Regions from separate parts of the Homo sapiens genome. Here region 1 is linked to region 2. Evidence: chromatin contacts called from ENCODE Hi-C data. All regions are on one chromosome and are shown on one strand. The core of a region is the stretch at or near the end of the contact, and the rest is flanking DNA. Distances in the headings are between cores, read along the strand shown.

What was found. Hi-C counts contacts between places; a loop is a spot of excess contacts on that map. Pooled maps may share reads with other maps.
Region 1: a loop to region 2 is called in a map of mucosa of descending colon, with 4 times the contacts of the local background. The contact joins the promoter of HHLA2 here to the enhancer-like site in region 2. A Hi-C loop is called at or near these places in 1 of 168 maps with a recorded cell type or tissue (mucosa of descending colon), 3 of 37 single-sample maps with no recorded cell type and 13 of 50 pooled maps.

What each region holds. Positions count from the first base shown.
Region 1 is chr3:108,294,047-108,298,088 of GRCh38, reverse strand. HHLA2 (HHLA2 member of B7 family) reads right to left here and starts at 1,541. Exons shown (of 10, transcript NM_001282556.2): 1 at 1,490-1,541.
Region 2 is chr3:108,405,364-108,410,001 of GRCh38, reverse strand. MYH15 (myosin heavy chain 15) reads left to right here. Exons shown (of 41, transcript NM_014981.3): 32 at 1,598-1,722; 33 at 4,549-4,638. Among named protein-coding and RNA genes, the nearest start is that of MYH15, 100 kb to the left of the region's middle. RefSeq lists enhancers at 2,956-3,015, 3,076-3,175. Within about 2 kb of position 3,266, at least 3 of the 41 ENCODE cell types and tissues checked have a DNase peak (open chromatin) inside an H3K27ac peak, as active enhancers do.

The DNA of each region.
Region 1 (4,042 bases), core at 292-2,791, 110 kb after region 2:
TATTCATTCCTACTAGGCAGGGGAAAAGTTTGCATGCCTGCAGTCAGAAGTCAGTTAGACAGACATTCAAAGCCTCAAAGAGAATGCTGGTTATGTAACTCAGAACAAACTCTCCACTCCTAGGCAAGTCTCTGGGAATTTAGAGTTGACATGACAACCTCAGGAGGAAAAACACCTTGTTTAATGCTGTACTACGTGACCTACACCGGTCACTGACCAGAGCAAGGAGAAGCCACCCAGAATCACTGGTTAATGATCAAAATATTAAGCTATGGTCTATTTTAAGCACCTGGAGGAAAACTCAACACAGGAATTGGTTTCTTTCCCAGCTCAGGCCAACTGATAGAACATGCTGGTGGGCCACACGCCAAAAGTAGGCAGAGCCTTCATTCATGGATTTATTTAAGAGCCACCAAACTTTCAGGCTACTCAATATGATTATATAGGAAATCATTTGTCTTTTACATCTATATTCTGAAATAATAATATTTATTAAACACTTTCTACATACCAGGCACTTTGCTAAGCACTTTAATAAATTTCATTTAATCTTCACAGCAATACTAGTCTACCCCCATTTTACAGATTAGGAAACTGGCTCTGAGAAAAATATACAACTGGTTAATGATGAAGCAGGTAAATGCACCAAGGATTACTTGACTCTAGAGACTATGATCTTGACCACTACACTTTATTGCATCTTTTGATTAAAATATGCTTATAATGGGATATGACACCAATTTGCCATTCTGGACAGAAATTATTTCCTCCAAGTTTCTAGGAAATGGGAAGCTCAAGTTTGTTTTGTCAGGTACCAGTAACACAAAAAAACCTAAATTACCTGTTCATATTTTTTTCTATTATCCAAAGTCCCAAACAATAGAAACCCAATGAGAATTGAATCTTAACTTTTTGAATCTTGTTTTAGTTATTAAAAAATGACATAAACTTAATGATTCTTCCCTGAGACAGTGGAAATATCTAGGAGACTTCTAAGTTTCTTGTATTAGAATTCAAAGATCACGATTCTTCTGCTAGATAACCACTACTACGGTCCTTTTGTTTCCACCACAGAATGGAACGCAGTGCATCTTGGAGCAGCTAATAAAACTCTGTAGTGTAACTAGATGAACAATTACAAGTAAGAATACACTCTTAGAGATTTTTTTAAAGTTCGCAGATAATTTTCAAAACAAACATTGCTCATCCCTCTTTCACTGTCTTACCAGAATGTTAGGTATTTTCCTCATTTTTGCTAAGTTCTTTTATTTGAAATATATCAGCATGTTCCTTCAAGACAACCTTTTACTAAGTATTTGTTTGGTGCATATGCACAATACATAGTATATGCACTAAATCAATTTAAAAGATCAGTCACTAATTTTTTCCTAACGGGAAAATAAAGTGTCAACTAAAAACCACCCATATTTGATTTATTCATGCCCACTTTTAAGTTCTAGGTATAAACAACTTAGAAAGAAATCCTTACCTTACTTAGAAATTCATACCGTCTAGTCAAATGCTAAGTAGTCCATAAGAATAAACATTGAATTCAGCTATGAGTTTCTCAGAGAGTAAAGTCCAAGGTACGTTTGATTTGCTACCTATGACAGACCAAGGAAATCACATCATCACCAAGGACTCCCTCCTTCAAACTAAGCCCCACCCAGATCTGAGTCAGTACAGATCTGAAAAGTCCAGGAATTAGAAGATGCAGTTTCAGACAACATATTGAAACAGCTAAGCATTGAGCTGTGGGAGCAGTGGACTCTGGTTTCCATGCTATGGTGTCAGCTTCACCATCAACATGATACAGGCAACCTCCTGAGGTTGGACTGCCTGTGACCTGTCTAGCTTGCTGCAGAGTTGTAAAGAAAATTGTGTAGCTGGTTGCAGTGGGTGCCAATAGTTCTGTGAGAAAGAACCATAACCCTACACAAAGTTCATCTGCACCTACAATTCCCATTACAGTTCTGGTCGCTAGAACACCCAAGCTTAAACTCAACTTCAGAGAAATAAAGACCTCTCTGAATTCCACATGGAAAGTTGGGCAGTGCCCAGCCTCTATGCTGTCATATCATTTAATCTCTCTCTCCCTCAGTGTCACATGCATGGCATGCATGCACATACAACAGATGCTAAGAGTCATGCTTTACTCACTATTGTATCCCAAACAACTACCACTTACTTACTAGCACATAGTAGCTGGTCAATATCTGTTTGCTGAGTGCATGGGAGCAAAAGTTACAAAGTGAACAAAAATTACCTTAGGAGGACAATAAACAGGACCCTTCTGTCTGGAACAAAGGATGCCATCCAAGCCTTGGCACAGCACACAAATCCCCTGATCATATAATCATAGGGCCCTGTCTAGCTTTATAGCCTTTCGGCATTACTCACCACATCAACGTTAACCTCCTGCCACACATGCACACTCAGGGGAGAGGGCAAAGTACATTTGGGGAACTCCCCCTCCTCTTCCCCATCTCTTCCTTGACTTCCTTCTTCTCTAGTCAGAGTCATCCATAGTGAGCCTTCTGCTGCCCACTGGAAACTGGGTTGAAAGCGCCAGGGCTCTTCCTAGAATCCCCAAAGTCACCCACGCCAACGTTTTCTTTTTTGTTTGTTTTTGTTTTTCGTTTTTTTTTTTTTTTTTTTTTTTGAGACAGAGTCTCTTTCTGTCGCCCAGGCTGGAGTGCAGTGGCACGATCTCGGCTAACTGCAAGCTCTGTCTCCCAGGTTCACGCCATTCTCCTGCCTCAGCCTCCCGAGTAGCTGGGACTTTCAACCCAGTTTCCAGTGGGCAGCAGAAGGCTCACTATGGATGACTCTGACTAGAGAAGAAGGAAGTCAAGGAAGAGATGGGGAAGAGGAGGGGGAGTTCCCCAAATGTACCTTGCCCTCTCCCCTGAGTGTGCATGTGTGGCAGGAGGTTAAAGTTGATGTGGTCAGTAATGTCCAAAGGCTATAAAGCTAGACAGGGCCCTATGATTATATGATCAGGGGATTTGTGTGCTGTGCCAAAGGCGCCCGCCACCACGCCTGGCTAATTTTTTTGTATTTTTAGTAGAGATAGGGTTTTGCTGGGGTTCCTGGTTTAGCCAGGATGGTCTCAATCTCCTAACCTCGTGATCCGCCCGCCTCGGCCTCCCAAAGTGCTGGGATTACAGGTGTGAGCCACCGCGCCCGGCCGCCAACTTTTATCATTAATAAGATCTATTATGAAATGAAATCAAAATCAAACTGGGACTTAAAAGATGCAGGCAATCCCTGCTTTCACCTCTGAATCTCCATGGCCATGTAGTTAATGGTACATCACACCACTGTAATATTAGTTTAGGGAAATAGCAGAGCTCCTAAAGCATACACATGAGGAGAGCAGACTCTCACGGAATTTGAAAATAGAAGAATTACATATTTTTTGAAGATTTTTGAAGTTTTAGGAAGAAATGCCGTATGCATACAAACATACCTGTTATGCAGAGATTGTTCAAGCTGAAGGTAAAAATAGAATCACGGTTTTAAATAATATCAATGGCTGAGGAAGGAAAGAACAATTTCTCTGAGATTTATGTCACAGAGAAAGTGGCTATGATATGTATGCCATTATTGAAGACTAGATCAACAGTTTTAGGTTACAAACCTTTCCCTTGCAACATATTCTTCATTTCAGGAAGGGGTACCTGAAAGGAAGTAGGATGAACCATTAGGACCCTATATTAGGGGAACCTGTAGGGCCACTGCTTGCAAGAGCTCAACTGTTAGGCTTTGGGATCTGTTACCATTTCAACACCACTTTTGGTTCTCTTCTGCAAAGTGCCTCCACGATGTCTTCAAGTGACTGGGAGAAGAAACGGCATATGAAATATGGTTAATCCTGATTATATCTATGCACATGTACCTACACTAAGGCTCAGGGGAGAATTTAATGTTGGCATTGAACATTTATTAAGTTGGCAAATGTTCTGAGGAAGTAAAAAGTATAACTGTCATGTAACTTGAGGATGTGAGAGCAGCTACCGGTTGCATCCTCAGATCAAAT
Region 2 (4,638 bases), core at 2,017-4,516:
CTGAGCTGTGCAACCTTCCCACGTACCTTGTGGGTCTTTGCATGCCTGTACATGGAGACCTACCATAAGCTTTTTAATAGCTACATAGTGTTTTGTAATAAAGATGGCTATCATTTAACTAGACTTTATTCATTTTAGATCCAATTATTCACAAATATGAATAATCCTACATTATATATCCCTATACATGTATTTATGCACATGTAAAAATATTTCAGTAGAATGGATCCCTGGAAAAGAAATTGCTGGGGTAATGAAATGAATTTTTAAATTTTGATTTACTGCCAAACAGCCCTTCAAAGAGGCTGCCAACTTATCCCAGCACCAACAGCAATGTGCATGAAAACCCTGAGATGCCCTGGAAGCAAGTTCATTACTGTTGGAGGCGTAAATGAAGCTTACTTTCTGTTGACCTACATAGTCTATGATCAAGGCACTAGATGGAGACGTGACGGGTGCTAAAACAGTGGTTAGAAAACTTTAGCTACGTCCAAACCAGCTGGAGGGCTTGTTAAAGCACAGATGGCTGGGGCCCACCCCCAGAGTTTCTGACTCAGTAGGTCTGAAGGATTTGTATTTCTGACAGTTTTCCAGGTGAGGCCGGTGCTGCTGATCTGGGCACCACCTTTGGACTGGGGCGGGGTTTGAATATTGAGTGAGCTTTTTCCAAAGCTCTCCAGGTGATTCTAAGGTGCGGTCAGAGTTGAGAACCTCTTCCCTGATTTTCTTCTTGATAACCCATCTTTAGGAGAGCACTTCTCAGAGAAGAATTTATTATGCAATGAAAATTTCCATCTAACATATTTGTCTTTGTAACTTCTAAAAATTCTCATCATATCACATCACAGCCCAGGATCTCAGAACCAGAGGAGCAGGTGACCTATTGAGCTCCTTCCACCACCTCTGAACTGGGTAATTCTCTGAGCTACTTGGCCCTATACCACACCTCTTAGGTACTAAAGGCAGAACTGACCATAACAATATCAGGTGGAAGAGGTTTTGTGACTTCTGGATGCCCTATTCTGTTTGTCAAAGGCTTATGTTCATGAGAGGCTAGGAAAAAACACTCAAGTGCTTGAGCTAAAGCCACTGTCTTCCTTGGGCCCCTTCTGATTCTCTGGCCTATCTGGGGCCATGCCTTGAATGCTGGCAGATATTGATCCAGCTTTTACTTTAAGTTCCTGTCGCAGTGTTGAGTGGTGGCTGAAACAATGGCAGCCACTAATGTTGATAGCTAAGCACTTACACTGGAAGGGTAGGGACTCCAGGTCTGTGTTCCTCCAGGTGGAACCTGGAATGGCTCTAATGAGCAGGACTGTCATGTAAAAGTTGCAAAAGTTGTCCAGTGTACAATACTCTGAAGCACCACCCTCACCATTTGTTGTAGACAATTTTCAATTTTCAGATGGCAAAAGACTATATGAAAAAATGAATACCCTTTTAAAATTTCTCGGTCCCATATAGGATAGGTCATCAAGTTACCAAGGGTGGCATGAGGTCACTGTTCCAGTGGGCTGGAAGAATCTGTTGTGCCTGGTATCATTGGTTTGAGACTGAGCCCATTCACTAACTTTGTTTTTCTTACCTCTGTCTCCAGAAGAGATTTCTAATCTGACAAACCAGGTTAGAGAAGGGACCAAGAACTTAACTGAAATGGAAAAGGTCAAGAAACTAATTGAAGAAGAGAAGACAGAAGTCCAGGTGACACTGGAAGAAACAGAGGTATTATCACCAGGGAGAAAAGAAAGTTTTCACTGTGACAAGGCAGAAGATCTGCATTCAGCAATAACAGCAGCACCAACAAAAGGACACGTATTCAAATGTTTATTTACTATATGCTAGGCACTCTGCCAAATGCATAATTTTAATATAATCACCGTAGGAAACTACTGTCCCCATTTTATAAAAGAGGAAATTGAGACTCAGAGAGCAGGATACACAACAGTGAATGCAAATCTCCTGATTGTAGTAAAAACAGGAACTATCTATCTTGTTCACCAGTTTATCCCCAGTGCCCAGACCCTCACTACTCAACATGTGGCCCATGGACATCGCTTGGGAGGCTGTTAGAAATTCAGAATCTCAGCCCTCTGCCCATCTCTGTTGAATCAGGATCTGCATTTTAACAAGATCCCTTGGTGGTTCATATGCACATTAATATTTGAGAAGCACTGGCCTAGAACATTGCCTGGCATGTAGTAGAGGCTCAGTAAATATTTGTCAAATGTTGAATGAATAAATATTCTCATAGCTGCCCCCTCTTTAAAGAGTCAGTCACAAAAGCTTTTCAATTTTTTTTCCCCAAAAACTTTCGGTAGTTTCAGAAATAAGATTCAAAGTGATGTTGTCAAACATTTGTTTCTGAAAGCTCATCTTTGTGCAGATTGACAGGAGGGTTTTCAGTGTTATGGATTCACAGTTCAGGAAAAGTCTCTGGCTGTATCTCTGGGTGTGCATTAGCAATTGAAAGGACCTCTAAGAAGACATTTCGCCAAAGAAGGTAAACTAACAAGGAAGTCATCTTATCATGATTCTTAGGTGGTTAAGAAGCCCTGTGCAGCCTCTTCTCAGAGCTGAACTTCATCTTCCTGACTCAGCCTTTGAACAAGTATTCAGACACATTAAAATACAGCCCTGATCCTCCCACCAGTAGAAAAAGAAAAAAGATTTTTGAAAGGTGTGGCAGTCAGTGTTAGGCAGGGGTCTCTTGGAAGGTATGGCGATGGAAAACAAGACCCCAAAGGACCACTCTGTGCCAAGCATTGTCTGTTAAATTTACCTCACCGTTGTGATTCCAGAAGAAACTTCCAAGCAAATGTGTCCATATTACCCTCTGTATAGAGTTGTCAGGCAGCAGCTCTCACCCTGTTATACATAAATGTTTCCTGAGGCTATCTAACTTTATACAGACTCCTTTTCGTTGGCAGTGTGGTGCCCTGTAGCACAGCTGGTCCTTACACAGTTGGTGAACTTTGTTTTGTTTACTCGTTCCCTTTGGTTCTCTGGCTATCCTGGCAAGGGACTTTTTGAAGCCACCACCTTAACTGAAAGAAGTAAATTTTATGATAGAAATTTCAAGTACTATGACAAGCCAATGAAAAATACAACTGGCACGGGCCATTTATGTCCTGTATAACACAGAGGCATCTTTGTGTATTCAGTCGATCATCACGTGGGTCAAGGGTGAGAATGACAGGAAGGCCATAATGCTCAAACCACTTAGTACCACTAGATGGCAACACATTCTATTCGCATTTTCTCCACTTCTGTCCTCAGCCACATCCATAAATACTTCATCAACTTGGACATGTATTTGTAACATTGCGTTATTTATTTTCCTGGGTGAGCCTTTATGAGAAACTTTATCAGATTTTTTTAAAGCCATAAAACTCACATTATCCCAGGTCATGTTCCCTAAAGATTCACTTTCTCAGTGCATTTTAGAGGGTTAGAGGTGACAGTTTCCTCTTGAAGGAACTACTACACTATTCCCTCTGAGGAAATTGTTATCCAAGCATTTGTTTTTGAGTGTGCGTTAGCAATTTTATTTTCTTTTATATTGAAGGTAGTATCAAGATAACATCAAGGGAGGTCTTATTAAAATTCCCATCATCTTTTTATTTTTATTTTAAAATTGCAACTCAGTTTTACTTTTTTACATTTTGTCATATCTGCTAAGCACGCCTCAAAAGAGGCTATGAAAAAATTACTTCTGCCCTTAGGACTGCCTGTAGCTAACTGACCACAAAATTGCATCACCCCTTATGCCCTTATATCCTTGGTATTCTGTAAGTGTTTTTTGGATTTCTTCTTTTATATACATTTTTAGCTTCAGGACGGGTTTTAAAGATTTAGCCAAACCTATGCTTTTAGAATTGAATTGCCTTTATAACATCCCTGCAAATAATTGCCTTAACTATATTTGAATACACAAAGGGGCAAGGAATCTTCTGCCTGTCAAAGAAATTCATTTGCAGTAGTGGTACCAATTATGGTGTTAATGGCTCACACTGAGTGTTACATGTCAGGTACATTGTAAATTCCTTTATTTGTTCTTCATATGACAATATTTGGACACTACCCTGTTGTTTGTTCTCTGAATACATCCAACTTTTCCTCTATCCCCTCGTGATGTCCAGAATTTAATAGAAGATTCCAGGTAGGAGTTATCACCTTCCTTGTTCTAGCTCTGATACTTTTTAAAATTTATCCCAAAGTTGGAATATGTTAGAAAAAGTCAAGGGTAATACATTAAAAAGTTTAAATATAGTCACAGACAAGAGTGAAATTTTCTATTTTAAAATAGGCTTTAAAATTCTAGTTCTGGAGCTACAGCTGAAAGACCTAAGAATGTCAAATCTATAAGTGAAATGACAAATGAAAGCAGTTGCTTGTCTCACTGTGTTGCAATCTCTAGGGACCTGGCTTGAACCTATATCTCTCCCAGTAACTCTAAGAGAGCTACATTAGCGACATATGTTTTGGGTAAAAAATACAATTTTGTCTAAAAGTGGACTTCATTTAATGCTTTTTATTTATGTATTCCAGGGAGCCCTGGAACGTAATGAAAGCAAGATTCTTCATTTCCAGCTTGAACTCTTGGAAGCTAAAGCAGAACTTGAAAGAAAGCTTTCAGAG